Linked DNA regions of Homo sapiens: region 1 is linked to region 2. The links are chromatin loops, found by intact Hi-C in ENCODE. Cell type or tissue: chondrocyte. All regions are shown on one strand. Each heading gives the region's core, and the rest is flanking DNA. Links, peaks and the distances in the headings are about the cores only. Region 1 has its middle 51 kb from the start of CEMIP2. Region 2 overlaps TRPM3 (transient receptor potential cation channel subfamily M member 3).

What was found. A loop is a pair of places that touch in the nucleus more often than their neighbours do. Peaks named below come from ENCODE experiments on the same cell type or tissue, not always from the same donor. Only the 100,000 strongest peaks of a DNase experiment are listed, where the experiment ranks them.
Region 1: a loop joins it to region 2, with 7 times the contacts of the local background. A loop is called at or near these places in 2 of 110 quality-filtered maps.

What each region holds. Positions count from the first base shown.
Region 1 is chr9:71,811,026-71,827,460 of GRCh38, forward strand. No RefSeq gene overlaps it. Among named protein-coding and RNA genes, the nearest start is that of CEMIP2, 51 kb to the left of the region's middle. In chondrocyte, for the core only: CTCF peaks have their summits at 8,302 (motif pointing left) and 8,504; no DNase peak of the experiment used is centred there.
Region 2 is chr9:70,630,469-70,646,903 of GRCh38, forward strand. It overlaps TRPM3 (transient receptor potential cation channel subfamily M member 3), which reads right to left. Exons shown (of 26, transcript NM_001366145.2): 10 at 10,092-10,192; 11 at 8,592-8,726; 12 at 4,743-4,793. Among named protein-coding and RNA genes, the nearest start is that of MIR204, 170 kb to the right of the region's middle. In chondrocyte, for the core only: CTCF peaks have their summits at 9,904 (motif pointing right) and 10,113; no DNase peak of the experiment used is centred there.

The sequences.
Region 1 (16,435 bases), core at 4,880-12,879, 1.2 Mb after region 2:
TAAGCAATTTGGCAGTGAATACCAAGTAGAAAATAGTCATGACCTTTGACTCAACAATTTTGCTTTTAAGAACTTGCATACAGCTGGGAACGGTGGCTCATTCTCATAATCCCAGTACTTTGGGAGGCTGAGGTGGGAAGACTGCTTGGGGCCAGGAGTTCGACACCAGCTGGAGCAACATGTTGAAATCCTGTCTCTACAAAAATAAAAACTGAAAAAAGTATCTGGGCATAGTGGCTTATGCCTGTAGTCTCAGCTACTTGAGAGGCTGAGGCAGAGGATTGCTTGAGTCCACGAAGTCGAGGATGCAGTGAGCTATGATCATGCCACTGCACTCCAGCCTGGGCAATATAGCAAGACCCTCTTTGGGAAAAAAAAAGGATTTGCTTATGAAAACAATCAGAGTTAGGGAAAAGAATTTTGATCACGGCATTATTTATAATTACAAAAAAACCTGAAGAACATTTAAGTACCCAACAAGAGGGAACTGGTTAACTACATTATGGTAAAAGCATAGGATGGAATAGTATAGGCTGCTGAAAATATTGTAAAATAAGATTTAATGGTATGAGAAGATGTTTATTATGTATTTTAAGAAAAAAGAATATCTACACATACACACACAAAAAAACACATAGGATCCATACAAATATCTTTTTTTTTTTTTTTTTTTTTTTTTGAGACGTAGTTTCTCTCTTGCCCAGGCTGGAGTGCAATGGCATGATCTTGGCTCACTCCAGCCTCTGCCTCCCGGGTTCACACAATTCTCCTGCCTCAGCCTCCCGATTAGTTGGGACTACAGGCGCCCGCCAACACGCCCGGCTAATTTTTTGTATTTTTAGTAGAGACGGGGTTTCACTGTGTTAGCCAGGGTAATCTCAATCTCCTGACCTCGTGATCCACCCGTCTTGGCCTGCCAAAGTGCTGGGATTACAGGCGTGAGCCACCACACCTGGCCAATTTTTTTTATTTTTAGTAGAGACAAGGTTTCACCATGTCGGCCAGGCTGGTCTCAAACTCCTGACCTCAGGTGATCCACCCGCCTCAGCCTCCCAAATTGCTGGGATTACAGGCATGAGCCACTGTGCCCAGCCACAAATATCATTTTTAAAGCTGTAAAGAGTATATAACAAAAATGCCACAACGATTCTCCCTGAATGGTAATATGATGAAGAGTATTTATTTCCTTCTCTGTATTTTTCTGTACTTTCTAAATATTCTACAATAAATATGTACTATTTTTGTAATTAAGAAAAAGTTATTTCTTTTTTTTTTAAGCCAGACTCTTCTCAGTTGATTGTCCAAATGGGATAAGGGCGTATATTTAAGAGAAAATACGCATCAGTGCTGCAATGTGTTCAGAGCACGCTTACTATTGCAGTTGTGCGCAAACCATTTGTCAAGCCTCAAGCACACCCTTGGCTCTGGAGCTCAGCACAGTTTCCTTTCTGTGAGTAACATTCTATCCAAAAAGGAGCGCCTCAGCAGGCTGTTCCTGAGCCACTAAACCTTCCAACACCCTGTGAGCATAGCAGAAAGGCCAATTCCCCACTGAACCGGCAGATGGTGAAACATCCCCTTGGCTCTTGTACATCCAGACATATTGGTGCAGACACAGCTGCAAAAAGGCAAGCAAGTTCTCCAAGGCCAGGCAAAATTAGTCCTTTCTCAAGGGAGTGCTCTGCTATGCCAGCTGGCATTTCCTGCCATGCTCCCAGCCTGTTTTGAGGGTGGATAATGGACAAAAATGGAGAGGGCTTAAACTGAAGGACTGAGTATCTCAACCAGTGCAGAGCTGGGCTTTGAACACCGTGAATACACTGTCAGGAAGTAACAGTCTTTCAGGAAGCAAAGAATTCCATATGACAGCAAAGTAGAAAGAGGCCTGGACTGTGAATTAGGAGCCCTGGGTGCTTGTTACATCTCACAGTCTCCCCTCTTTTCAGTTCCTTCTTCTATAAAATATTGGGGGTGGGCTAGGGAGTCAATAGATGAAATGAGCTATAAAAGTTGCTTCCAGCCTTCAAGACCTTATACTGATTAATAATGAAGTCATGCAATATAGATTTCAGTCAATAAAAATTTACTCAATACCTAGTATGTCTGGCAAGAAGGAGCCAGATAAATAAAACACTGTGGCCACCCACAGGACTCACTGTCCAAAGCATTGGAAAATTTCTTGGTTTCAATATGTATAATTATCCACTATACTATTTATTTAAGATAATGTTTTCCTCAAGATTGAATTTTCTCTGTTGCCAATAAAGTTAATTCCATTTTCGATGAACAATGTGTGTGCTGTATACTGGGAGACAGTATAGGTTTAGGTTAAAAGCATGAATTATAGACTCAGAAAGTCCCAGTTAAATCTGAGCTCCACCATTTCTTAACTGAGTGATCTTCAAAAAATTACTTAAATTCTCTCAGCTTCAGTTTCCTCATCTGTAAAATGGGAATAATAATGGTACTTACTTCTTGGGACTATTGTAGGAAATGAATGACCTGAGTCATTTACATTAAATGAAGTCTCAGTAAATCCCTATTATCTGTTGTTAATATAGGAAGTTTAAAATAATTTTAATATCAGTTTTTAAAAAGCACAAAATCTTGGAATGTTAGATTAAACAAGGGACCTTAGAAATAATCAGTTCCATTTCAATCCTTTGATCCTCCCATTTTACATAGGGAAGCCATGGACTGAAAGAGGCTGAGTAAGGCCCCAGGGACCCTTTCGAGCTTTTTTTTTTTTTTGGTATATTCTGTTAATTAGGAAATATATTGTGCTTTTCTGAGAAACTGAAAGTATACATGCTTGTACATACTTGCAAGTCATATAGAAATTATTTCAATCATTACTATTATTTTGAATTTTCTATCTGCTGCTTACTGAGATTTAACCGCCATTTCAAAGTTTTTCCAAGAATCTGGCATTTTGGCTAAATAGCCCAGTTGACCCTTGCCCCAGCTTCCCAAAATCCATTGTGATTGATCCAAATGGGCTCAGAATTTCCCTCCTTGTGCATAGATGCCACTTATCTGTTTTTCCATCTTGGTTTTTTTTTCTAGCTACTTTTGGCTATCAGAAAAAAATAATTTAAAGTTTGTACAAGCCAAGTTTGTTTCACTGCCTCCAATCAGACAAAGATACCTTTCCAGAAATCAAGACTGTGGATATACACCCGTGTCTGGAGGACAAGAAGAAGATAGAAGAAAATGGAACTCACAGGGATTAGAGAGAAAGGGAACTGACACTTATCCTGTGCTTTCTGTGTTCCCAAGGATTCACTTGGTCCTCACAACAACCCAGTGAATTAGTCATGACTCTCCCCGCTTCAGGTGAAAAAGCTGAGAGTCAGAGAGCAACTTGCATGATGCAGCATAGCCAGGAAATGGAGTGGGAACTTGAACCCAGGCCAGCCTATTTCCAAACTCTTTCCGGTAAGTGGGCCACACTCCTCCCATGGTCTTAATGTGATTCAATTGACAGAACGGCTTGGTGGAAAAAATGTAAAAATGAAAACAAATGGTTCCTATAAGATGGTGTAGTCACATATTTGGAGAAGAGAGATCCATTATGCAATTCACTAAAATGTGTTGAATGTCTACTAAGTGTTACCAAAGCACTGAATTTCACTCATTAAAGACTCATCCCAAGTATCGTAAGTCACGTTTCAGTCCTCCCTAATACGGTTTTCTTGTATTATGTATTATGACTCTTGAATGGTCAGAAATGAGAGTAAACTTAACAGATGAAGATGGAGACAGGATTATTATATACATGTTGTTTCTGTAAGAACTTTTCTCTAAATCTAATGTCTTTGTAATTGATCGATTCACTGTCCATGGCCTTTTTGAGAGTAAAGGTTTTGTGTTCTCTTTCACCTCCCTACCCTGGCTTTTTTTCAAAGCATTTTTCCAGCCCCACTTACAGTTTAGAACAGATGTAGATGCTGGCCTGCTCCCAGAATCTTGCTGCAAAATCATAACTTCACCATTCCCCATGGACTGAGTAGTGCCGAGGTAGAAAATGACTTCAATCCACAGCAGAATCTGTGTTGCTGCCAATCCAATTTAAGCCCAAAGGAGTCACTCCTATTTGTAGCAAGTTTTTTTCATTTCCAGTTTATGCCGAGAATATATAGCACATCATATTTTGATGATTTATAGAGTATATCTGAAGGCCTCTTTCTCCCCAACTGCCCCGACACTTTCATTTGTCAATTTTGCAGACTTGAAGTGCAGCAAAGGAGTAAAGTTTTCAGAAAATCTGAAGAAAACAATAGATCAAGAATATCAGCCAGGCATGGTGGCTCACGCCTGAAATCTCAGCACTTTGGGAGGCCAAGGTGGGTGGATCATGAGGTCAGGAATTCAAGAGCAGCCTGGCCAACATGGTGAAACCCCGTCTCTAGTAAAAATACAAAAATTTGCTGGGTGTGGTGGCGGGTGCCTGTAATCCCAGCTACTCAGGAGGCTGAGGCAGAGAATTGCTTGAACCTGGGAGGTAGAGGTTGCAGATCGTGACACTGCACTCTAGCCTGGGAGACACAGCAAGACTCCATCTCAAAAAAAAAAAAAAATATATATATATATATATATATATATATATATATATATATCCAGGCACAGTGGCTCATGCCTGTAATCCCAGCACTTTGGGAGGCCAAGGTGTGCAGATCACTTGAGGCCAGGAGTTTGAGACTAGCCTGCCCAACATGGTGAAACCCCATCCCTACTAAAAATACAAAAATTAGCTCAGCTTGGTGGCAGGTGCCTGTAATCCCAGCTACTCGGGAGGCTGAGGCAGAGAGAATTACTTGAACCCGGGAAGTGGAGGTTGCAATGAGCCAAGATTGCACCACTGCACTCCATCCTGGGCGACAGAGTGAGACCCTGCCTCAAAAAAAAAAAAAAAAAAAAGAATATCTAGACATGGCTGCCAAGAAAAAGAACATGAACTCAAAGAGAAAATAAAATGGGTCTTTAAGAAAATAACAGCAAATCATTTAAAACATGAGTAAAGTTAGAGCATATGACCTGGAAGATTAACACAAAACAACTTTGGGTTACTCATGTGTACTAATGTCAGCTGTATCATTTCCCTATCACTGATAGGTATAGGAAACTGTACTGTGTTGGTAAAAAGCAGGTAAGAAAGGGGATGGCTGTCAGTAACTCAGCCCCGTATTACAGTAAAACTACTCCAGAAAACCTCTGGCTCAAAATACTGCAACGTACAACAGTGGGAACACAAAGTGACCAAAAAATATTGTTACAACTTTCCATTCCAGAAACATTTAGAGACGACCCACCATGAGATGACCTTGACCAGGCGTGGCTGAACATCTTCATTATAGCTACAGCAGAAACATCATGTGGTATTCTTAAGACAAATTTCAGGGCCCAAAGAAGCTATTCAGGATCCTGTTTTCCACTTGCTTCAATATATTTAAGCTCCTTGAACTATGACATCCTCCCAAATAGGTTCGCTGACTTCCTTCACTAAGGCACCCACCAAATATTTGTTGAGCGCTTACCATGGGTCAGGAACTGTTCAAGGCACTGGACATAGGGTGTTGAACAAGAAAGAAAGACATGATCCTTGCTGTCATGAAGCATTCATTTCAGAGTCATACTTCTTATGTTCACACACAAGTGAAGTGGTATTGGTATTTCAGAGTGAATGTGTTTTATAACCAATATTGATATTTTTCTTCTCTAGAGGCTCCCTTTATTTCTTAGTCACAAAACAAATATTTTTGAAAGATAGCAATGAAAACTTGGAACTTTTAGAAAAGCCATTTATTGCTAGAAATGGGCTAAGCTTACGTTTTCCTAAAATATCTGTAGAATGAAAACATAATCCAAAAAGGCACACATTCGCCAAGAGTGCAGCACGCTGGTCTTTGACTTACATAACTCTAAGGAAATAACTAGTTAGTTTCTGTTAATGTTTGATGAACTTTGACAAATTAGCACGAAGAATTAGATCAAATGAACTGTATGCACTGTCTGAACAAGAGGGATAAGCAAAAAAAAAAAATCCTCTCTAACAAGGAATGTTGGACTCAAGCATACTCTCCTAGAGGAGAAAACTGAGACTTCCTAGATGTAAAGCAACTGGCTCTAAAACACAGAATTAGAATAAAGGGAAGGAGGTCACTGGAGCGGCAAGGGTGGGGGTGAGCTTTACAACAAAGAATGATGATCACTAGATTTCAGCTCTGCGTCTATACGGGCTCACTTCCTTCACATGGGGAAACAAATAAAAATAAAAAAAATAGGGAGAGTAGCTAGGAGCCAAGGCTCAGCTGGGAACAACAGGAAGCAGCCGCGAGCTGAGTGCCATTGTGGCCACTTCAAATGGCAGAAGGTGAGAAACCAGCACAGCTGGCAACTAAAAATGAACTTGCAAACACGAGCGGGCAGAAATCAGGATTTCAGCCTTTGGGGATGCAACAGTGAATAAGACATGGGGCCTCTGTTCTGGAGAACTCTGAGATTAGAAGAAGAAATAGATGAATTACACAATGTGATAAAAGGGGAGAAGAGTCAAAATGAGGAACACAGTGAACCCGGGTAGGGAGGCAGATGATTAATTCAGTCCAATAACACAGGTATCATAGAGAAGGGATTATGCTGTGGGTATTGAAGTATAAACAGGACTTTTCCAGGTAGACAACTTGGAAAGACCACAGCATTTCAATTTGGAAAAGAGCAAGCTCACAGGTAATGAAGTAAAATCATGTATTATGGCTGAAGCTTAAACATCAAGGGGGAAAGAGAGTAGATAAATCTAGAGAAGTAGGTAAGGGCTTTGGATATTATTCTGAGGAAAGCCAGTGAAGCATTTTGTTTGTTTGTTTAACTTTGTTTTGAAAATAAATATAAGCGTACAGAAAAGTTGCCACAATAAAAAAGATTATACAACATACCTGTGTACCATTTATCTACTGTTAACATTTTGCCCCATTTTTCATTCCCCCTCTCTTTCTTTCCATATATATATATGTAATTTTTGAACCCTTTGAGAGTAAATCGCATACAGCCATTGAAGTGATTTCATTAGCGGGAGAACATGATCAGATTTGTGTTTTAGAACAGTCACTCTTATGGGAGTAGGGAGATCTTCAGGAATATATATCAGAGGCCTGGAACTAAACTAATGAGAAATCAAATGAAGGGTATGTCTGTGGGAATGGAGAGGAGAGAGTACATTCAAGAGAGAAATAAGTTTTGCCCATTGCATGTGGTCTCTGAGGGATGGGGTAAAAAGAGTGGAATCTGAGTTTTGGGACTGGGTAACTGAGTGGTGGAGACCCTGTCAAGACAGAGAATAATAAATACAACGTAAGAAAAATATGAATAGTTTATATCTATTGAATGCTAATTATATGCTAGGCACAGTTCCTAACACTTTAGGTCTATTAATCCATTTAATCCTCAAAACAATCCTAACAGGTTTGTTCTTTTATTAACTTCATTTTACAGATGATTTAAACAAAACATGTTTACAGAAAAAAAATTTTTTTAATTAAAAAACGTGTTTTGGCCAGGCGCAGTGGCTTACGCCTGTAATCACAGCACTTTGAGAGGCTGAGGCAGGCGGATAGCTTGAGGTCAGGAGTTTGAGACCAGCCTGGCCAACATGGTGAAACCCAGTGCCTACTAAAAGAACAAAAATTAGTTGGGCGTGGTGGCATGCACCTGTAATCCCAGCTACTCTGGAGACTGAGGCATGAGAATCACTTGAACCCAGAAGATGGAGGATGCAGTGAGCGGAGATCATGCCCCTCTACTTCAGCCTCTGTCTCCCAAAATAAACAAATAAATAAATATGCATGTTTTGAGGAAAAAAATGATAGAGTCATTTTTGGGGACGAAAAGTATAACCTACTCTTTCTAGAAGCTCCTCCAAAAAGATCAAGGGACATGTGGGGCCATGGGTCAAGGAATTGTCTTGGAAAATTTGGAACATTTAAGTTTCATTCACATCAGGATATAGCTTGCCATGCTCCAAACCTCCAACTTTAGCTTAAATACTGAAGATTACATTCATTTAATACGTCATTTTATGTCTATAATGCTGGCGATTATGTACACATTATATTAATATAACTTTAGCTCACCCAGCAAATAATTAAACCTAAAATACCAAAGAGATGCTTTCAATCAGACATTTCTTTCAAATGAGATAAAACAAAATTAGATGTGGAAATAGGAAATCAATTTTATTTCTATTTTAATTTTCAAAAGGATTTTAAAAATCACTGAGAAGAAAAGCAGCATCTTCTGGGCGCCCCCTTGTGGCTTGGATTAATGATTCCCAAATTTGTCTAATGGACAGAAATTACCTGGAGAACTTCATGAAAATAGTTTCCAAGGCTGCATCCACAAATAATCAGAACAGAGTAGAAAGAGATCCATATTTTTGAAAGCTCTCCAAAGAGATTTTGATGACCAGCCACTGTGAAAACCTGCAGCTTAAAAATTCTTTTTTTTTTTTTTTTTTTTGAAACAACTTCAGAGCCGGGCGCAGTGGCTCACACCTGTAATCCCAGCACTTGGGGAGGCCAAGGCAGGCAGATCACAAGGTCAGGAGATACAGACCATCCTGGCTAACACAGTGAAGCCTCATCTCTACTAAAAATACAAAAAAATTAGCCGGACGTGGTGACACGCGCCTGTAATCCCAGCTACTTGGGAGGCTGAGGCAGGAGAATTGCTTGAACCCGGAGGTGGTTGCAGTAAGCAGGGATCGAGCCGCTGCACTCAAGCCTGCACTGAAATAACTTCAGAAACAAAGATTGTAGAATCAGGAGGAAACTTAGGACTCATTTTGTCCTGTTGTAGCCCTTTACATATGAAAAAACTGCAACCAAACACGTGAAATGGCCTGCTCAAGGTCACAGAGAATGTAAATGTCAAAATCAAGAGCAGAATCTAATGTCTCCTGGCCCTAAATTCAGCATGATTAATTGGAACAATGCTGTTTAATCCAATCTATCTCAACATGTTTATCCCTTAACTCGCTGACAGTTCTACGATGCTCCCTACACCCCACATTGCCTCTGACTGAGGAGGGCACAGGCAAAATTGTCAGTGTCTTCTTCGGAGATAATTTTTTCCTTGTTAATATTTGGCATATCATAGATTGATTTTAAGGAGGCACAGAGAAATAAGCCGGAGAAAGTATTTCCTATAGGATGAGCCACTTGAACAAGCTGAGTTTCTTCTCTTCTCCAAGATCTGTCTAGAACTGATACTGGAGGAGTGCTGAGCGAGGACCCTTCCCCACAAATATCAAAGTATTGTCTGTCATTCCACATTAAACATTTATTTCTTTGGGTCTTGAAATTTGAAAGTACATCTGAAATTGAAGCTTCCCAGGGAGGGATGGGGAAGATGTAACAGGAAAAACCACCTTTCTGTCTACCCGTAGGCAAGGATTCGTTAACTAGCTGCAGAAAGATGGGCTAAGGCCCGAGCAAGGTGCTGAGCCAGGAAAGGAATTTGGAAAGTAGAAAAATAGGCCTGAGAACATTTGTCTGCCTCATCATTTTGCAAGATCTAGTTTTGTTTATCCCCAATATAATTACATTTCTGAAATTCCTTTGGGTCCTGTCTCAGTGCCCATGTGTACTTGGAGAAGTAGTGAGTACATCGAAAACTCTGATTTCTTAAAAGTCAGTCAGCATCATGGGCATCCCCTGGGAGCTTGTTAAAAATGCAGAAACTTGGGCCCCACCCCAGACCTATTGAAGCAGAATTGGCATTTTGACAAGATCTCCAAGTGACTCAAATTAAGGTTTGGTTTTGTTTTGTTTTGTTTTGTTGTTTTGTTGTTGTTGTTGTTGTTGTTTTGGAGACGGAGTCTCACTCTATTCCCCAGGCCGGAGTGCAGTGGCGTGATCTTGATTTCGGTTCACTGCAACCTCTGCCTCCCAGATTCAAACGATTCTCCTGCCTCAGCCTCCCAAATAGCTGGGATTACAGGCATCCGCCACCACGCCTGGCTAATTTTTGTATTTTTAGTAAAGACGGGGTTTCGCCATGTTGGCCAGGCTGGTCTGGAACTCCTGACCTCAGGTGATCCACCGCCTCAGCCTCCCAAAGTGCTGGAATTACAGGTGAGCGCCACTGGGCCCAACCTTGCACATTAAGGCTTGAGAAACGCTGCTCTAAAAGATAAGTTTCAGAATCCTGTGGCAGGGTAAGAAACAAAATGTTACTTGCGCAAGTTCAGAGATTTTTCAATTGTATTGAAATCAAAGATTTCATGGGATGTTTCCGTGATTCCAAGAAGCATAATGATATTTTGCTGAAACTGCTGAATGTATACATACTTTGAGAATTAGATCAGAACCCAGTTTCTTCCTCTCTTTCTTTAAATCACACAGTTAACTTCACCTGTGGGAGTGCATTTGTTTCCAAATGCAATCAAAGGGAACTAACACCAAACAGCTCAAGCATTGTCATTTGAAGTAGAAAACAAGGCAGCGGCTCTCAGAAATAATATGTGTGGACTTCAGCAAATTACCTGGTTTTCTTGAATATTAGTCACTATATCAATAAGATGGAGACAATATTGTCTGCCCTGTGTCTCTTCCAAGATCAACAAAGTTCCCAGTCTCCAGAAATGGTGCTGCTGACTAAATAAGTGGCTCAAATCAGTAATGTGGGGGCTGCCCTTGACTTCCCACAAGTCCATCCCCAACTATGATCAAGCTTATCGCTTCTCTCAAAATCTTTGTCAACCTAAAGGACGAAGCTGAGGCACACAATATAATTTTGAAGAATTTACTTAAGCCAAAGTGAGGACAGCTGCCCAGGACACACTTCCAACTTTGGGGAATGCTCTGTTCAGCCTTTGCCACAAGCAGGTTTTTTAAAGGCAAAAGGAAACAAAGAATTCTTTCTTTTATCTTCACTGTCACTACTCTGGACCAAACCACCATCATATTTTGCCTAAACCATGTCCTCCTTTTGGTGAGTCCTGCCTCTACTGCCCTTCAAATAATCATTTAGCCTGAAACTAGAAGGATTTTTAAAAAAACACAACTTCGGCCACAAAATTTCCCTATCTCAAACTCTTCAATGGCTTTTTTGTTGTTTTTTGAGATGGGGTCTCACTGTGTTGCCCAGGCTGGAGTGCATTGGTTAATCACAGCTCACTCCAGCTCAAACTCCTGAGATCAAGTTTTTTTGAGGAGACAGGGTCTCCTTACGTTGCCCAGGCTGACCTCAAACTCCTAGCCTCAAGTGACCTTCCTGCTTTGGCCCTCCAAAATGATAGGATTATAGGCGTGAGCCATCGTGCCTGGTTTCAAAGGCTTTTTTTTTAAAAGCCTTTAGGGAAAAGTCCCAAACTCTCATATGACTTATTCTGCCTTCAAATCTGGCCCTTGCCACCTTCTCTACAATATCTTCTCTTGCCACCCTCTAGGTTATATCGCTGTTGAAAATCAGGACTCACAGAACATAACCAGGAAACAGAAGGAAACCAAAATATGCCACCCCAAAATATATTTATTTGTTGTATCTTGATATGGCTATTCAGAGGGGCTGCAGACCACAGGAATAGCTCTGCAAAGCTGTCCTTGTGTAGTGGAGATTTGTATCTGTAGAGGAAATCTGCATTAGTGAGAAACAGCAGACACAAACAGTCTGTCTCTGAGGCCTCCCTTATCTGTCTTATCCAGATCTAGGAAAGATTAACTCACAGGAGACGCAGACTAAAAGTCAGACACTTTTAAAGGTCTGACAAAGAAACTTTTACCACAAGCGCTCCCATCTAATCTCTCTTTCTCTCTTTCTCTCTCTTTCTCTTTCTCTCCCTTCCCTTCCTTCTTTCTCTGTCTGTCTGTCTGTCTGTGTCAGTCTGTTGCCCAGGCTGGAGTACAGTAGTACCATCCTGCTGCACTGCAGGCTTGACCTTTTGAGTTCAAATGATCTTCCCACCTCAGCATCCCAAGTAGCTGGGACCACAGGCATGCACCACCATGCCCAGCTAGTTTTTAAATTGTTTTCTGTACAGACAGAGTCCCACTATATTGCCCAGCTGGTCTCCAACTTCTGGGTTCCTGTGATCTTCCTGCCTCAGCCTCCCAAAGTGCTGGGATTATAGGCAAGAGTCACCACCTGGCCCCATCTAATTATTCTGAGTTCTGCTACCTGAGGGACTTCATCTGCATAACAAGACAGTCTTTGCTCACCCTGTATTTCCTCCCCACTCCTACCCATAACCTGTCACTGGGCTCCAAGACTCTATTCTTTTCTGTATAGTATAAAAGCTTCAGTCATCTGGCTTTGCTTTGAGTCTCATATTTGCAGGACACCATGTCCATGTGCACATTATTACATTTGTATCCTTTTTTTCTTGTTAATCTGTCTATTGTCAGTCTATTTTATAGACTCAAATGATCAAACCTTGAGAAGGGGAAAGGAAGAAAATTCCCTTCATCTCTACACAACTTAAATCTATCTCCCACTGTTCCTTTAACACTTTATCTGACTAATTATTCTCTGACACTTGGATGAAAATGTCAGCAATTTTTTTTTTTTTTTTTTTTTTGAGATGGAGTTTCACTCTTGTTGCCCAGGCTGGAGTGCAATGGTGCAATCTCGGCTCACCGAAACCTCCGCCTCCTGGGTTCAAGCGATTGTCCTGCCTCAGCCTCCCAAGTAGCTGGGATTACATGCATGCCACCAACTCCGGCTAATTTTATATTTTTAGTAGAGACGGGGTTTCTCCATGTTGGTCAGGCTGGTCTCGAACTCCCAAACTCAGGTGATCCACCTGCCTTGGTCTCCCAAAGTGCTAGGATTATAGGCGTGAGCCACCACTCCCGGCCAGTGTCAGCAATTTTAATGACTTTTTGGTTCTTTTTGGGGAAATAGAAAATACTATAGTCAATTTAAGTAGCAAGCACATTTTCAGTCTAATATTTTATTTTATTTTATTTTTTATTTTTTATCTTTTTGTGAGACAGAGTCTTGCTCTGTCTCCCAGGCTGGAGTGCAGTGGCGTGATCTCAGCTCACTGCAACCTCTGCCTCCTGGGTTCAAGCCATTCTCCTGCCTCAGCCTCCCAAGTAGCTGGGATTACAGGCACAAGCCACTATACCCAGCTAATTTTTATATTTTTAGTAGAGATAGGGTTTCATCATTTTGGCCAGGCTGGTCTTGAACTCCTGACCTCATGATCCACCTGCCTCAGCCTCCCAAAGTGCTGAGATTACAGGCATGAGCCACCATACCTGGCCTCAGTCTAATATTTTAAAATATCTAGTCCTATATAACCATCAAAATACCAAATTTGATCTCAAACTGTGCCCATCTCCATGCTAGGACCGAAAGTGGACTGGCAGTTTACGGAGGCAAGGGGTGAGTCATGATCTCTTCTTCTCTTTTGCTCCCACTTGGTATTCTCAACTTCCTCAACCTCCTCTGTCATGCACAATCTGGTTTCTGACTCCACTAGGGTGTTGAAGCAGAGGAAGAGATTGGAGGTGGGGAAAGAACTAAAGCTCTTTTCTGGCTATGTTTTGGTAAGATGCCACACCAAACGTAAAAGTCAATCCTCCCCTACTGTTGGCCTCTGTCCTGTCTACAACTGCAGATAACGCTGGCCATTTTGCCTGTACATTTTTCATGTGTAGTATTTTTCTGAAAACAAGGACATTCTCTTACATAACCAGAGTACAATGACCAATACTATTGTCTTACCTAGGGGTTGGCAAACTGTGGTCTGAGACTCAGTCAAATCCAAATCACCATCTATTTTTGCAGGGCTCACCAGCTAAGAATCCTTTCAGATAGTTAAGCACTATTTTTTTTTTTTTTTTTTTTTGAGACGGAGTCTCGCTCTGTCACCCAGGCTGGAGTGCAGTGGCACTATCTCGGCTCACTGCAAGCTCCACCTCCCAGGTTCACAATATTCTCCTGCCACAGCCTCCCGAGTAGCTGGGACTACAGATGCCCACCACCGTGCCCAGCTAATTTTTTGTATTTTTAGTAGAGACGGGGTTTCACCATGTTAGCCAGGATGGTCTCGATCTCCTGACCTCATGATCCACCTGCCTCGGCCTCCCAAAGTGCTGGGATTACAGGCATGAGCCACCGTGCTTGGCCAGCACTATTTTTTGTTGTTGTTTTTGTTTTGTTTTTGAGACACAGTCTCGCTCTGTCGCCCAGGCTGGAGTGCAGTGGCACTATCTCAGCTCACTGCAACATCCACCTCCCGGGTTCAAGCGATTCTCCTGCTTCAACCTCCTGGGTAGTTGATACTACAGGCTTGTACCACCACACATGGCTAATTATTTTTATTTTTTTAGTAGAGACAGGTTTTCACCATGTTGGCCAGGCTGGTCTTGAACTCCTGACCTCAAGTGATCCACCCACCTCAGCCTCCCAAAGTGCTGGGATTACAGGTGTGAGCCACCACACCTGGCCATTAGCTGTTTTATTTCAGTGAATGGAAATGTTTGACAGAGAAACAACTTTGGATGCAAATGCTAAATATCAACCATCCGAGCCCCAATTCAGAGGAGCTGTTTTGCCCACATACTGGACAATGGGGGAAAAGTGGGAGGATAAGAACTATGTTCCAATTTTGGCTCTGTCATGATGTTTACCAGCTGCTCAATCTTAAGAATCTTGGCCTCAGTTTTCTTACCTACAAAGCAGGAGTAACAACTCCAACTTCACAGGGTTGTTGTGAGGACAAAATGAGAAAAGCAGGTACCAAGTGCTTGGGACATAGTAAGTATTCAGAACATGTTAATTTCCTTCCCCACCATGAAAGAAATAGGTAAGTTTGGCCAGGCGTGGTGGCTCACACCTGTAATCCCAGCACTTTGGGAGGCCGAGGTGGGCGGATCACCTGAGGTCAGGAGTCCAAGACCAGCCTGGCCAACATGGTAAAACCCCATCTCAACTAAAAATACAAACATTAGCCAGGCGTGGTAGCAGGCCCCTGTAATCCCCGCTACTAGGTAGACTGAGGCAGGAGAATCGCTTGAACCTGGGAGGCAGAGGTTGCAGTGAGCAGAGATTGTGCCGCTGCACCACAGCCTGGGTGACAAGAGTGAGAATCATCTCAAAAAAAAAAAAAAAAGAAATAGGTAAGTTTGTGTTCAAAATGCTGTAGAACTGTCACAGTTACTTAGAAACCAAATTTAAGCCTGTGCACTAGTTTAGTGAACTCATTATTTCATTTGACAGATGTTTATTGAATACTTACTATGTACCAGATATTTTCATGATAGATCTGTAGCTTCAACCTCATAAATGAAAAATGGTATCTCTTCTAACCTAATGACAAGATTTCTGACTCAAGCCATGCCCTACATAAGAATGTAGTTACAACAACTTAGGCTCTGGGTAAATAAAATGTTTAATAAATAATGACAATATGACCCTTGGCGCCAGTATGGCATTTAAGGCCATTAATACTCCGTGCTGTCTACTGAGTCATTGCTAAGCTGGGGAAACATGAGTTTCTAAAGGTACCTGGAAGGCTGGTTATGTGACCTCTGGTTGAAATAGATCCCAGTATATATGTCATGTCCAGGATGGGGAGGGAAAGGTTTTAACTCCTGAAAAATGAGATATTACTTTGTTCCAGTTTATGAAAAAGATCTATTGGACTTCATTCCCAGAAACTGTCTCCTGAATGACTTAAGGCAGTGCTAAGGAAACAGCATATTTTAAATTGACTCTTTCTTTGAGCTGAGCTCCAAGTCACCTAATAAATTTTTAAATTTCCAAAGAGATGCATTCAGAGTGACTCCAAAAAAGATGTTCTAATTTGGGATGTCACTGGCATCAGTGACATAAATCATCACAAACAAAATTGCCGCTTTGACTAATTGTGGGCTGTGTGAAGGATGTCCTCTTTGTCCTCCTTATCTGCTTTCTCCTTATTCACCTTACTGGGTATCGGTTCTCAAAATTAGGGATAAGAATCCAATCTATTCTCTTATTTTTTTTATTTTTTATTTTTTTCAGAAGGAGTCTTGCTCTGTCTGTCACCCAGGCTGGAGTGCAGTGGCACGATCTCGACTCACTGCAGCCTCCACCTCCCTGTTTCAAGCAATTCTCTTGCCTCAGCCTCACGAGTTGCTGGGACTACAGGTGTGTGCCACCACACCCAGCTAATTTTTGTATTTTTAGTAGAGATGGGGTTTCACTATGTTGGCCAGGCTGGTCTGGAACTCCTGACCTTGTGATCTGCCCACCTTGGCTTCCCAAAGTGCTGGGATTACAGGCATGAGCCACCGCGCCCAGCTATTCTCCTATTAATAATTCAGATGTTGGGTCATAGAAGTACCATAGGATTTTGGAGCTGGCAACTGGAGCTGGGAGTTGTTGCATGCATTGCCCAAGGCCACATAACTTAGCTCAGTGCTTCTCAAACTGTATCACGTATCAG
Region 2 (16,435 bases), core at 5,443-13,442:
TGGTGCTCAGTGCATCCAGCTCCTCTGGAAAAAGCAGAGAAGGTGAGCAGTACCTCACATGCCAACAGGTAAAGTCCAAACACCTTCTGGAGGAGACTTCCTTTGCTTGGGTCCTTTTCAAATTAGAAGTCAAAAAGGATACTGGAGGAACAGTCATTCTGCCTGCTGTTTCTGTTCTAGCACTTCCCCCTCCCCCTTCGGTAATGACTTTGGTAATTGGTAAAGCCTGAACTATTATTTCCCATTTCATGCCTTAACAGTGGGAGGTCATGTGATTCAAGTAATTTGCTAGACAGGCTTGGGTTCTATGAGTAGGTACGATTTGACAACTTGAAAATGTTGTCTTCTTTTTTCATGCTATGAACTGCTAACCTGAAGCTAAGGTTTACTTCGTGCCATGCATAAGGAAACCTTTTAATTAAAAGCATAGTTTAAATTCACTTATTAGATCTGCTCTTCAAAATGGTTGGGGTTTTTCAGATGTCAGCTCACCATATCACTATCAGATCTCAACTGTTTAGGAAAACTGTCTTCCTTTGAAACTCATAACAAGCCTTCAAAACAAGATTGGTTCCTTCTGAGATACATAAGATATAAAATGATTGCGGTTGTCAGGTTTACCAAGGAAGTGTGAAGAAAAGACTCCCCTGGGACAGCTTGTATAATAAAGAAAAGTGGACTGCAGTTGGTGTGAGTAATCACCCGGTAGGGGCTTCATCTGGTGAGAGCTCAGGGGAAAAGAGGACATCACCCCAATGTACAGCCCCTTAACATGGCAATATATCGGGCAACCAATCCTCTGAAATATAATAATGCTTTTGCAAATTTCCATGCATTTAGCAGATGGGATTATGCAAATGTCCTTTCCTTACCCAAAGTGTGTCTGAAATGCCTTTTTTTTTTTTTTTTTTTATTCTGAAAAGCTCTGGGTCTTAATTCCCATGTAAATGAACTTTAAATTATCATAATTTCACCACTACTTCCACATAACACTCAAATAGCATCCTCTTTTGGTGGGGAAGGATAGTATAGGTAATTTGAAGTATTAGCACATTTAAGAAAGGAAAAAACTACTTTAAAACGTACAGAGGCACAAAGTGAGCAGACAGCTACTAAAATGGCAGGTTATATTCCACAGAAAAGCAGACAGACTTGGGCCACTCTGGTTTAATATGAGAGCATTGGTACATTCAATGGATTTATGCATGAAAATAGTTCAGGGAACTGGGTTGGTTTAAAACAATTTAAATTTCTGATTAATGCTGAAGTGCCACTCTTTTTACCTCATTGCTCCTAGATTGTTCCCTTGATATAAATAATTTGAGATTTCAAAACAAGCTTGGGAGCAATTCCCCACATTCAGTTCTGTTGGTCTCAAAGAAGAGGTAAACTGGAGATGTCATGCTGATTGACTTATGATGGTCTGATAATTCCTCAATGCATTCCTTTGGTTCTTAAGAGTTATTTACATATAGTTTTACAGATGTATTATCAAACACTATGCTTAAGGTCTAGGACTGTGTTCCTAACTCATGAATAGCGTTTTGTACCAGAGTTAATAACTTATTCATTAATTTTGTCCAGGTTAAATATATATGCACACATATATTTCCCCCCATAATTGTAAAGAAGAAAGCACACATTAATTATTATTATTTTCTTTAATTTTGAAAATTGCTTTAAGTTCCCAAGATTTTCTTAGCATTTTAACTCTAGTTTTGTAGCCTTTGATTATCCTATTGGCCTAAATTGCTAGAAGTCACTTGAAACCACCTGAAAGTCACCTGAAACCACCTGAAAATTGCTGAAAGTCACCTGAGAAAGTTGTGCACCAATGTTAACTTCTCCCTTATTCACTTCTTCCCCAAACACAAAACAAACAAAAGTCTTCATTTTCAGCTCCCTTAATCCATATAACATAAAATGTAGGCCTTGTGACTCCTGTGACTACCATTGTTCATCTTTCTTGCTCTCCCATCATCAGATACTTACCTTAGTCCTGGAAATAATGCATTCTGCATTTCCTGCTTCTACTTTTTCCCAAGGGAAGAAATTAAACATTGGCTTTCTGTGTCTCCCTGTCTTATTGGCAGTCTCTTTTTCCAGGTAAAAGGATAAATTATTTCTAGACCAGTTCAGTACTATTCTTGGTCATTTGTTATCATTTTTTCCAGTTACTAAATTTGCAAGTAAATGGTAACTGCATGCTTATATAATGATTTTCTTGCTCTAATATTTGGATCATACTTAAAAGGAAAAAAAAAAGCTGCTTTTATTCCTTCTTCCTCCCAAATTCTTACCATCCTGTTCTTTCTTGTTAGTCTATATTATTTTTCAGGTACATCTTTAGCTGAGAAGCTACAAAAAACCCTACCTTAGAGATACTTTACATGCCTTCTAATCATACAAGTGACGTGAGCAAATGCAAAAGGCAGCTCAAGGGATTTCAGAAAAGAGAAAACAATATTGCAAAGCAGAGTCCTATGGGGAAAAGAAAGTAATGAGAGGGATTTTAATAATTTATACTCAGTGAAATCTAACTGCAAAAATCCCTTTGAAAATTAGACAAGACCTTATTGCTGGGAGGCTGGGTCATTGAATTGGATGAGCGACTCTTTTTAAAGGTTTGGGTTGGTGATGACTGGGATTGAGGGACAAAGGCATAGCTGTCTCTTTAGAAAACCTCACAATTCCTTCAGGGACAGAGATTAACTTAAGGTGAAGGAGAGAATACTCCAAGTCATTACTTTAGAAAAACTCAAAACATTTGGTTGAACATGAGCAACAACTATCTCTCTGAAGAAGACACATCGAATGTGTCTACTTCTACTCTTCTGAGTTTAGTTTTCAGGCAATTTTAAGCCAGGATGAATTAGACAAAACCGGAAGGTTCAAAGGAAAGAGAAATGGGTTTGTTGAGGGTAGATCTACTACGATGGCATGGAATGGGTAGACCAGTGAAAGACACAATCTCAGGAAAGTGGTTGTTGAGTTGGGAGTACAGATTGCATAGTGTTTTCCCCTCTTGTTTTGAAAAAACTACAGGCTTCACCCACTCAAGTAGATGAAAAATCCTTCATTAAGGTGGTATAGAGATGGGAGGAAAGTTTGCAAGGGCCAAAGGATGGAGATTTTGATTTTCTGTGTGTTATTTTTATATCCTTTACTCATTCTTAGCAAAGATCCAGCAGGTGAATAGGTACATTATAAGTAGCCCCAAGGCCTTTGCTTGGCCTTTCAAAGGAAAAATAAAAAAGTAGTTACAGGATGCCTAAGGGCAATTCTAGCCAATCACTTCCTGTGAGATGAAGAAATCATACTGTATTTTTGACTTCACTTTGTAGGTTTCTCTGAATATGTCCTGTGGACTTTGGTGAAGAATTGTTACCAAGTGGCGATAGTGGGCAAATGTGTGCATACATGTATGGGCACATAGGTAAGGGGCGGGGGCAGTGCCATCTTCTGTTTTATTTTTTGGAATTAAAACATCACTTTCTGGGATGGATTTAAGGGTTCAGAACTCAAGCTACCTCTGAAGGAGATAATATGGGGCAAAAGAACAACCACTTGGCTAAGATTAAACAGAATCTCCCTATACTTCATTCTTCTTGTCTTTAAGTGGGAATAAAACTGTATTATAATAATAAAATAATAATTTTTTGATGGAATCTCACTCTGTTGTTCAGGCTGGAGTGCAGTGGCACGATCTTGGCTCACTGCAGCCTCCACCTCCCGGGTTCAAGTGATTCTCCTGCCTCAGCCTCCCAAGTAGCTGAGCTTACAGGCACACACCACCATGCCAAGCTAATTTTTGTATTTTTAGTAGAGACAGGGTTTCACCATGTTAACCAGACCAGGCTGGCCTTGAACTCGACCTTAGGTGATCCACCCACCTTGGGCCTCCAAAGTGCTGGGATTACAGGCATGAGTCTCTGTGCCTAGCCTATAATAATAAAATAATAATTCTATTTCATAGAATTGTTGTGAAGATTAAATGAATTAAGATGCACTGAAAGTATGCAGCAATGCTGTGCACCTAGTCATCACTAGCTCATGACTATTATTATTTTATCATTATTAATAAAATGAACTGAACTTTAAACCTAGCTCTTCACTAAATGCCAATATAGCTCTCATCTCCTTGTAGTTCGGCTTCCTCATCTGTAAAATGAAAATAATTCTACCCGATCCATACCTACCAACATTTTTTTCCCATCTAATGAGATGAAAAGTGTGAAAAAATATTCTGGAAAAAATAGAATGTTAGAAGAATGGAATGCATATTTATGTTTTAGTCCCTGTTTTTAGAAAATTTGGAGCTATGCTTACTACACTCTATGTAATGCTAGATGTGACATTGTATCAGGAGCTGGTGAATGAAGATTTACTCTTGTGGTCAGTCAGGCAGCTCCCCAAACAGTGAGGGGCATATGGAAAAATACAGGTATGGCATAAATCCACTTGGCACGGGGAAAGCCAAGAGTTCCGCTACCCAAAAGCATTATGTCCACCAAAAGCATCTAAAAGCACGGCGATTGGAGATAACACCACAGCTGCATCATGAACAGAAGCATCAGAGTTAAAAGACACATACACACACACACACACACACACTGTTCTGAAATGAGTGGCGCCTGATAGGGACAGGAATACTCTGGCAGCTCATGCAAAACAGAGGCACTCTCTAATCACAGGAAGCAGTCAAGACAGGGCCTCCGACCTGCAGTCGAGAGGGTTCTTACCTTTTTGACATCCCTGACCAAGTGGTACAATGTATTTGAGGGCCCATGTCTCTGAAAACAATAAAGAAGAATCAAACAGTTTTGCTAGTCAGGGGCTCTGGTTGGCAAGACAAGAAGGATCTAGAAGGAAGGGTGCTGGCTGGTGGAGGGCAGTTCATTAAGATGGACCTTGTTCTAGTTGCTCAGTGTATCTGCCTTTTCTTTCTTTCTTTTAAATTGTCCCCATTTGCAGATGAAAAGCTTTGTCAGTGATTTTTTTTTTTTTTTTTTTTTGATACAGGGTCTTCTGTTACCCAGGCTGGAGTGCAACGGCATAATCACAGCTCACTGCAGCCTCGAACTCTTGGGCTCACCTTAGCCTCCTGAGTAGCTGGGACTACAGGTACACAACACCATGCCTGGCTAATGCTTTTGATAAAATTTTTTTTTTTTTAAAGATGGGGGTCTCACTATGTTGCCCAGGCTGGTCTTGAATTCCTGGCCTCAAGCAATCCTCCCACCTCAGCCTCCCAAAGTGCTGGGATTATAGGCATAAGCTACCATACTGGCCATACCTGTTTCTTCTAAACAAACACGTTGGCAGATTTTTGAATTGTATTTCCTCAAGCAAATGTATTTGAGATTCTAGGTTCAAACTTTGTAAGGGAGGTTGTCAACTCTGTTGACAGCTAGGCCAAAATATGATGGAAGAAGCCAGTTTTGCAGCCGGGGGCTGGGATGAGGGTGGGAGAACAAAAGGACCCATTGACCGCACTGGAAATACACTTGGGCATTCTGCCATCACAACTTGTTTATTACCCATCATGAATGAGAAATTGTCCAAGAAAAGGGTTGGCCAACTTTTTCTGTAAAAGGCCTGAGAGTAAATTAGACTTTGTGGGTCACACGGTCTTTACTGAAACTGTTCAACTCTGCTGTTGTAATGTGCAAGTAGCCATAGATCATATGTAACAAATGAGCTTGGTTATGATTCAATGAAATTTTAATTATGGGCACAGAAAGTCAAATTTCATATTATTTTAATGTGTCATAGAATATAGCATTTTTCTTTTGATTGTTTCAACCATTAAAAATGTAAAAAAAAAAAAAAAATCTTAGCTTGCAGCCCATACAGAAACAGGCAGCAGGCTGGATTTCGATGACAGTTTGCTGTAACTTGATTTAAAGAAAAAGCCACAGACTGTTTGGGAAAAAGAGAGTTTTGTAAAAAAGACGGATGTTTGTTTGAGGTAAATATAAAGTGAAATAAGTTGCCATTCTATTGTCTTTCAGGAATAGGAATGTCAGATAAAATCCAAGATGCCTAATTAAATTTGAATTTCAGATAAACAATGTACAATTTTAATCTAAGTATGTCCCATGCAATCTTTGGGATATAACAAAATTGTCTGTTGTTAATCTGAAATTCACATTTAACTGGGCATCCTGTATTTTATTTGCTAAATCTGGTGAGATGATTAGATAATCTAAAATAGTGATGGCTTTTTTTTTTTTTTTTAGTTAGTCTCGCTCTGTCACCTGGGCTGGAGTGCGGTGGTGTGATCTCAGCTCACTGCAACCTCCACCTCCAGGGTTCAAGATATTCTCCTGTCTCAGCCTCTGGAGTAGCTGGGATTACAGATGTGCACCACCATGCCCAGCTAAATTTTGTATTTTTAGTAGAGACGGAGTTTCATCATGTTGGCCAGGCTGGTCTCAAACTCCTGACCTCAAGTGATCCATCCGCCTTGGCCTCCCAAAGTGCTGGGAGGCCACTGCGCCCAACCAATGGCAAATTCTTAAGCACTGTTGCAACCATTCAAGTATTGAGACAGGTCTATGAAATGCGGCAACGACCTGCCCATTCATGTGGACGTGCCCATCAGAGCTCTTTTTCCACTGAGGGGATGCTGGATTGTGCAGTGATTTAGCCTACAGACTCTGGAGTCAGAGTGCCTGGCTCTACACCTCTGCTGCTTACTGGCTCTGAACGTGGGCAAGCAACTTAACTGTGACTCAGTTTTATCATCTTTAAAATGGGAATGACAGTATCACTTTATCTGATGGGGTTGTTGTGAGGATTAAATGATATAATGTTTATAAAGCTATTAAAAATGGTGCTTAATGCCAATTAGTGTTAGCTATTATTATTACTGAGGCTATTTACTGTTCCATAATCCTCAACAAAGTATTCCGGGAAGCCACCACCAGCAGACTGAAGTGATCAAACTTACTGGCCTTCCTCAGTCTAGAATTTTCCTACCCACCCCCACTCCCCAGTCTTTGGAATAAATTACTCCCTTGATTCTCTAATTGATAGACCATTCAATGCTTGTCTTTATTTATTTATTTTTTTTAATTGAAAACCCATTATTCTTCCTGAAAGTCTCAGTATGCTGAACCAAGAAAAGTCTCTGGAGAAAACAGAGACTAGGAGACATTCTGCTAACCCGTTTCTATTTTTTGCAGATGGTGCCAGCGTGGCACCATCTAACAACTACTACTGGCTGGGGACAGGAAATAAGCTCCATCCTGCTTGCCCTCTGCGTGATGGGACAGAGGCATTGTGAAAAATGAGGGGTAGAATAATCTTAGAGACAGAAGCTTGGGTTCGGTACTTACTGGCTTTCTTAGGAGTTTTGTGACCTTGAATTCACCTTGGCCTCTGCTATGGTTTGAATGTTTGTGTCCTCTCCAGAATTCATGTTGAAAGTTAATTTCCAATGTACTAGTATTAAGAAGTGGGGCCTTTAACGTGTATACCTGTGTAATGAACCTGCACGTTCTGCAAATGTATCCCAGAACTTAAAGTATAATAATAATCACAATAATAATAATAGAAAAGAAGTGGGACCTTTGGGAGGTGATTAGGTCCTGAGGGTTCCTCCTTTGTGAGGGGGATTAAGGCCATTATAAGAGAAGCTTCACACAACATTCAGGCCTTTTGCCCTCTGTCTCTTCTGCCTTGTGAGGACACAGCATTTGTCCCTTCTGGAGAATGGCAAAACAAGGTGCCATTTTGGAAGCAAAAAGCAACCTTCGCCAGACACTGAACTTGCCAGAGCCTTGATTTTAGACTCTCCAGCCTCCAGAACCCAGAGAAATAAATTTCTGTTGTTTATAAATTACTGAGTCTAAGGCATCTTATTATCATAGTACAAATGGACTAAGACAGCCTCAGTTTCCTCATTTGGTAAATGGGGAAAAATTTCTGCTCTTTAAACTTCACTGGATTTTAGTATGAGCTCAGAGCCAATGCACTTAACTCATGTGAATGCTCTCAATAACTTCATAAACAGTAGTTTTACCTATGATTACTCCTTGGTATCCCTAGTGAGTAAATTAACAAATCATTACTAAGCTAAAAAACAAAACAAAACAAAACCAAAATTTTTGAGTGACTCAAAAAAGAGATATTTTACCTTTTCTTCCACTTTATAGCTGAACTATGAAGAATGAACTTCATAGCTCTGAGGATAAAAAATGGCGCAGGTTACTTAATCAGCCTTTTGTGATGCTTAGAGTTAAACCAACCCTCCTTTGCTAATTGCCTCTAACACCCTCTGGGCTTACAGAACAAACTGTGTTCTCATTTCCAGAGCCTTGTGGCTTTGTATAAGAATATGAGAATGATACACTTAGGTTATTACATAACTTTTTGCCTTACATGCTGACAACTGAGCAATTAAAACAAGCGGAATCTTGGTGACTTGGTGTTTGTCATCTATGTAGGTCTAAGGGAGTATTTGTGATGAATGAACCATGCATTTGGACGGGAGAAGGGAAGAGAATCACAGGCATATGGGGGGCAGGAGAAGGTAAAACAAACAGAAAAAAAAGAAAATAAAAAGTGCCTTAGTTTGGCCCTACCGTATTGTACAATTCCTCTAGTCTGGAGATGGTGAGAAAACGGTGCATGCTTACTCCATTCTCTATGAGTAATTTCACAAAATCCACTCTGTCCAGAACTAAGGCATCCAACATGGCTTGCTCCAGAGATCCCACCTGCAAACCAAGTCACTGAGTTAGTCTGCCCCAGGGTCTATCTATGGATGCAGTTCTTTAGTGTTCACTTGAACAGCTTAGAAATGGATGCCTTTGACATCTGGTAAACCTTCAGCACATCTAAGAACATGCTAGCAAGACTGTTCACAGATTCACTTTTGGGACAGCCACACCTCTCCCATGTTTGGGTGCCTGTCTTTGCAAATAGAAGTCAAGCATTTCTAGTTCCAAAAACTATTTCTTCCCTGAATCTCTTGTTCTGGATCCCAAGAAGGTGCAAGGGTTCACAAGGTTTTTCCCCTTGCAATTATCTGATTAAATTTCTCAACACCAGCGAAGTGTCAAAGGGGGCACTTTTGCTGTCTTCATTTTTGTTATCCTTAGGCTCTGAGGGAGACCCCAGGCCAACTTGAGAAGAGGGACCCAAGTCAACAGACCAAAGGCCCTAAATCAATGCTGGGTCTCTGTAGAAGCAAGACCACAAAGATGTCACTTAACTGAAAACAAAACAAAAACATAACAAAACAGAACAACCAGCCTACTTTCTGGATTTGCCAATAGCTTAGATTTTTATTTAATCCATTTCACAAAAATGTTGCAGGGTCTAGACTCTGACAAATCTTTCCATGTTAGCAATCCACCAGCACTGAATGAAGACAGGGGCTCCATCCCAGGCAGAAACTCTCTAGGGGAAAGGAAGGAGTAAGATAAGGCTTGCCGGTGAGTGCTGTGATTCCAGGCACAGAAACCGAGTTTCAGGCTGCTGGGCTGCCTCCTGTGGATGCATACATATCCCACCTGATGGCCAATCTCTCAAATTTTTATTTTTGGTAGAGTCAATTGAGGGAAGCAAACCAAGAACAGTTATATAAAGCATTGGTTTCCTCATGTTGTTCTTTGCAAATAGGGAGGACCTGTGCTCAGTCACCAGGACCAGATGGCGCCTGCAGAGGGAAGCCTGCTAATTCTGCATCCTGAGGTGTGACCCTTCCCTTTGCCCCATCAAAGACAATCAGAAGCAAATTAATAATTCTACCCCTTCCTTAATTTTAGTTAATACAGATTTGTCTTATATTTTTTCAGATGTATTCAAATAAATGGCATCATTTGCAGCTGAAAATTGCTATTAAAGACAACTCATAGAGATGGAAATATTTGGAGTTGTGTTCAGTTGAAATTTCCACTAGATGGCGGTGCTTTCCTAAATATGAGAAAGGGAGCTCAGGATACAGACTTTGCTACCAAGGAACACATTCCATCTTAAAGAAAAAGCAATCGTTTTCTGAGCTGACCTCAGAGGCTCCTTAAACAAATACCCTTGGCCAACCAAAGTGGGCTTTTCATGGGAGACGATATATACTCTACCGGCCACTGTTGCCCGTAAATAAAGATCTGGCTGCGAGCGATGTCGACTCTGTTCCAGGCTAAAGCTAAGCTCAGTTGGTCTGGGGCCGAGGCATTGGCTCCTGTGTGAGGACAAGTGGGAGAAAAGAGTGGAAGAGAGAAAACGACGATCAGTTATTACACCAAGAGCGCCTGCTCCATCCCTCTGCCATTAATGCCCCTATTCCCAAAGAGCCTGCTTGGCTATACAGCAGGTTTCTCAAACTTGGTATTATTAACATTTTGGGTAACTCTTTGTCACAGGGCTCTCCTGTATATTGTAGATTATTATTATTATTACATTTTTAAAAACTTTTTAAAAAGAAGGTCTTTGAAACTCCATGCTTTTTTGATATATAATAATTGTACATGTTTATGGTATGCATGTGATATTTTGATGCATGCATACAAGTTCATTGTAGATTATTAATAGCACGCCTTGACTGAACCCAGTAGATGTCAATAGCATTTTCCCACCCCCATCCTTCCAGACATGATGCTCAAAAATGTCTCCAGACATTGCCAAATGCCCCCATGTGTGAAGGGAGGCAAAACTGGCCTGGTGAGCAGCATTGCTCTACCGTCTGGCTAGGCAAAGTGTGGTTCACAGAGCAGCTGCAGCAGTGCCACCCTGGTGCTTCTTTGAAATGCAAGTCTCAGACCCTGTCCCCGACCCACTAAACCAGAATCCGTATTTTCACAAGATCCCAGATGACTTGTGCACACACTCAAGTTTGAGAAACTCTGCTCTACCACACATTTTGCTTCTGCTGGCCAATCACTGGTTTCAAGGCATCACTTGAATAGTATTTTGCATGGGGAGGGTGCTCTCATCAACTAGCGTACCAACTTGCCACTTTTCTGAAAAAGAGTTAGGAAGGTCTTTTAACAGAGAGGCAAACCAGCGGCTTAGGTTTACTTTGATTTGTGGGTAGAAACCATTGGAACTATTTCCCAGGTTCTTATTTTTCTCCAGATTCTGTCTCTAGAGCTGTGCGGTTCACAGGTGGCTAAGTTTAAATTAATCAAAATTAAATAAAATTAAAGTTATAATTCCTCAGTCAGGCTAGCCACATTTTAAGAACTTAATAGTTCCATGTGGCTAGTGACTACTGAACTGGAAAGCACAGATACAGAACATTTCTATCATCACAGTAAGTGCTATTGGCCCAGAGCTCATCTAGGTGAATGCATCCTGTCCATAGAGGCAGCCTGCCAAGCAGCTGGAGGGGAAGCTGGAAATGGAGGCAGTGCAGTAACGAAAGCAACATTAGGCTCCAGGCAGGGGGCCCAAGTGAGAGTCCCTGTGGCTCCTCTCAGCCACTGTTGATTATTTGTGAAATGGAGGCAATAAATATCCAGTTTACATGGCTGGGGTGTGAGACTGAAATGAGATTGTATAAGTGATTTCTGTTTAAACAGGTTTTTCACAGTTCACCAACACCCTTAGTGCACTGAGGAAGAGACACCCCTAAATAATTGCCAAGCTTCATGCTGCTGGATATCTCACGATCGGGGAGGAGGATAAAGAGACAACCTTCCTCAGCTCAGAGTTTTTAAACATCAAACATGTGCTGGGCAAAGTATTAGGCACTTCCATATGTCATATGTAACATCCCAGTTAATCTGGGGACTGGGTCTTATTGTCTCCTGTCTCATTGAAACATATGAGACTACTGAGATCCAGGGAGGTGGAACAGCCAAAGATAAAACAGCTACTAACAGGGTAAATGGAAGAAGTATTCAGCAAACTAGAGGTGAGAGTCAGATCCAGAGAATTCCTCTTCATCATTGCTGCTTCTGATGTTTAGGAAAGAAATATAGCAAATGTGTATGCTGTTCATTCCTCTGGGTTCGCCAGCAGTCAAGGCCAGAAACAATGAGGAGGTGGGGCAGGGTTCCTGGTCGTTAACTTACATCAGTGATTCCAAAACTTTGCTGCACATTAGAATCACCTGGGGAGCTTCGCTCAGGGTGCATCCCATACCAATTAAATCATGTTGCTTGGGATGGGATCCAGGCGCGGATATTTTTAAAGCTCTCCATGTGCTTCCAATGTGCAGCCAATGTCCAGAGGCTGGGAATTACTGCGCTGTGTGCCTCCTTTCCTGCTTACCCTCGCCTCTTCCCTCTGGGCTCTGAGATACTGACGTTATAAATTAGGCAAAAAATGTTTGCTAAGTGAACACTTCTCAAATTTTAGCATGCATAAGTACAATTCGGAGAACTTTTTAAGACACAGGTTCTTGGGTCCCAGCTGCAGACCTTGTGATTCAGTAGCTCTTGGGTGGAGCCTAAGGTTCTGTGTTTCTAACCAGCTCCCAGGTGAGGCCGCTGCTGCTGATCTGGGGCCATGATTTGAGTAACAAGGCCCTCAAGAGCTGTGGTGCTCTGTTCCCTTCGTAGGTTGAAGAGCATTTCTGATTCTGGTGTCCACACATTGATGGGCTTATTATCGACCACATACTTGGAGTAAATTTATTAGTGTTTACAATGATGAATATCATTTCAGCTCTCACGTGGAATTTTCCATTAAAAATTATCTCCTCAGGTAACAACAGGGACTGCACACTCATACCAGGGTAACTGGCATACACAAGTGATAAGTAGAAATGTGTCAAAATGTTCTGTCATCAATTTGGAGAGGAAAAGAAGTGAAGGCTCATTGCGATTGCATTTGGAAAGGTAGCACTTTACATGTTTCTTTGCTTCTTTAGCTGGTCTACTGGTTGGTGCTGACTTGCTGGAATAGTTTAATCATTCCCTTTGCCATTTGTATGTTGCAAATTAGTATGTCACCCAAGTCAATAATAGCAGCACGAGCCTGAACAGGAACACATAGCAGGAAGCAGTTATTGAGGTCAAGGTGAGCTACAGGCCTGAATGTAATTAGGCAAGTGTCAAATGAAAGCATGAAACCAATGAGTCTTGACTTTCAAAAATTGAAAATACATCACTCAAGAATGGCCGTGGGTGACAGTTTGGATCAGTGGTTCTCGGCTAAGGTGACCAGCCATCCAGGCTTGCCCAGTGTAGTCACAGTGTTAGCATTTAAATTCCTGCACTCTGGGAGATGTGTCAATCCTGAATAAACCTAGTGGCTGGTCACCCTATTCTCGACTATGGCTGTGCACTTGGAATTGCCTAAAGAGCTTTAAAATATACTCATGCCTGGGGCACAGCCCCACAGATTCTAGTTTAATTGGTCCTGGGCATTGCGGTTTTTAAAAGTTCCCCAATGATTCTAATGTGAGGATAAAATTAAGAACTTCTAGTGTAGATAGCATATGTTCATTCATTCACTCATTCATCTGTTCATTTACTTATGCGTTCAAAGATACTGATTTCATGCCTCCTTATATGGGAGGCAGTATGCCAGCATGAGGACCGAGACATATAAAGCAGAATACTTTGTCTTGAGAGCTTACAGTCTAGAGGAGAAGAGAAGTCTGTAATTAAATACATTATTTCATGCAGTAATTCATTTATCTCATCAACAGATATTTATTGAATACTCTCTCTGCTGGGAACTGATTTGTCATTGAACGTCCAATGACAAACAAGGTAGCTAAGGTCAACCTCTTCACAGAGCTTACATCCTACTGGTGGTGGGGAAGTACTCGGAAGTAAGCAAATAAACTCATGAACAGCATACTTTCAGATTGTAGAAGTGCTGTGAAGGAGCAGTGCCACTCCTAGGGTATGTGGGACCTATGCTTATACAAACACATCAATGTAGCAGAACCATTCTGGCTACCCGACCTTGCATGTCCCCACAATAGAAGTATTTTGCTAATTGGCTGGAGCAATCTGCTGGCCCGGCTGCCCTCCTGAAATGAGGGCTGAATATGGAGTCATTGGACAACCAACGACAAAAACCACATGATTATCTCAATAGATGCAGAAAAGGCCTTCAATAAAATTCAACACCCCTTCATGCTAAAAACTCTCAATAAACTAGGTATTGATGGAATGTATCTCAAAATAATAAAAACCATTTATGACAAACCCACAGCCAATATCATACTGAATGGGCAAAAGCTGGAAGTATTCCCTTTGAAAACTGGCACAAGACAAGTATGCCCTCTCTCACCACTCCTATTCAACATAGTACTGGAAGTTCTGGCCAGGGAAATCAGGCAAGAGAAAGAAATAAGGGGTATTCAAACAGGAAGAGAGGAAGTCAAATTGTTTCTGTTTGCAGATGACATGATTTTATATTCAGAAAGCCCCATTGTTTCAGCCTCAAATCTCCTTTAGCTGATAAGAAACTTTGGCAAAGTCTCAGGATACAAAATCAATGTGCAAAAACCACAAGTATTTCTATACCTCAATAATAGACAAACAGAAAGCCAAATCATGAGTGAACTCCCATTCACAATTGCTACAAAGAGAATAAAATACTTAGGAATACAACTTACAAGGGATGTGAAGGACCTGTTCAAGGAGAACTATAAACCACTGCTCAAGGAAATAAGAGAGGACACAGACAAATGGAAAAACATTCCTTGCTCCTGGATAGGAAGAATCAATATTGTGAAAATGGCCATACTGCCCAAAGTAATTTACAGATTCAATGCTATTACCATCAAGCTACCATTGACTTTCTTCACAGAATTAGAAAAAACTATCTTAAGTTTCTTATGGAACCAAAAAAGAGCCTGCATAACCAAGACAATCCTAAGCAAAAATAACAAACCTGGAGGCATCACACTTCCCATCTTCAAGCTATACTACAAGGCTACAGTAACCAAAACAGCATGGCACTGGTACCAAAACAGATATATATATCAATGGAACAGAGCAGAGGCCTCAGAAATAGTGCCACACATCTACAACCATCTGATCTTTGACAAACCTGACAAAAACAAGCAATGGGGAAAGGATTCCCTATTTAATAAATGGTGTTGGAAAAACTGGCTAGCCATATGCAGAAAACTGAAACTGGACCCCTTTGTTACACCTTATACAAAAATTAACTCAAGGTGGATTAAAGACTTAAACATATAACCTAAAACCATAAAAACCCTAGAAGAAAACCTAGGCAATACCATCCAGGACACAGGCATGGGCAAAGACTTCCTGACTAAAACACCAAAAGCAATGGCAACAAAAGCCAAAATTGATAAATGGGATGTAATTAAACTAAAGAGCTTCTTCACAGCAAAAAAAAAAAATAAAAAAAATAAATAAAACTATCATCAGAGTGATCAGGCAACCTACAGAATGGGAGAAAATTTTTGCAATCTGTGCATCTGACAAAGGGCTAATATCCAGAATCTATAAGGAACTTAAACAAATTTACAAGAAAAAAACAACCTGATCAAAAAGTGGGCAAAGGATATGAAGAGACACTTCTCAGAAGAAGACATTTATGCAGCCAACAAACATATGAAAAAAGTTGATCATCACTGGTCATTAGAGAAAGGCAAATCAAAACCACAATGAGATAACAACTCACGCCAGTTAGAATGGCAATCATTAAAAAGTCAGGAAACAACAGATGCTGGAAAGGATGTGGAGAAATAGGAACGCTTTTTCACTGTTGGGAGTGTAAATTAGTTCAACCATTGTGGAAGACAGTGTGGCGATTCCTCAAGGATCTAGAACCAGAAATACCATTTGACCCAGCAATCCCATTACTGGGTATGTACCCAAAGGATTATAAATCATTCTATGAAGACACATGCACACATGTTTATTGAAGCACTATTCACAATAGCAAAGACTTGGAACCAACCCCAGTGCCCATCAATGATAGACTGGATAAAGAAAATGTGGCACATATACACTATGGAATACTATGCAACCATAGAAAAGGATGAGTTCATGACCTTTGCAGGGACATGGATGAATCTGGAAACCATCATTCTCAGCAAACTAACACAGGAGCAGAAAACCAAACACTGAATGTTCTCACTCATAGTGGGAGTTGAACAATGAGAACACATGGGCACAGGGAGGAAAACATCACACGCCAGGGCCTGTTAGGGGGTGAGGGGCTAGGGGAGGGATAGCATTAGGAGAAATATCTAATGTAGACTATGGGTTGATAGGTGCAGCAAACCAGCATGGCACATGTATCCCTATGTAACAAACCTGCATGTTCTGCACATGTATCCCAGAACTTAAAGTATAATAATAAAAAAAAAGCAGTGGAACTAAGAGTTGGTTTTTTGAAAAAATACATAAGATTGATAGACCACTAGCTAGACTAATAAAGAAAAAAGAGAGAAGATCCAAATAAACACAATCAGAAATGACAAAGATGACATTACCACTGACCCCATGGAAGTACAAAAAAAAAAAAAAAACCCTCAGAGTCT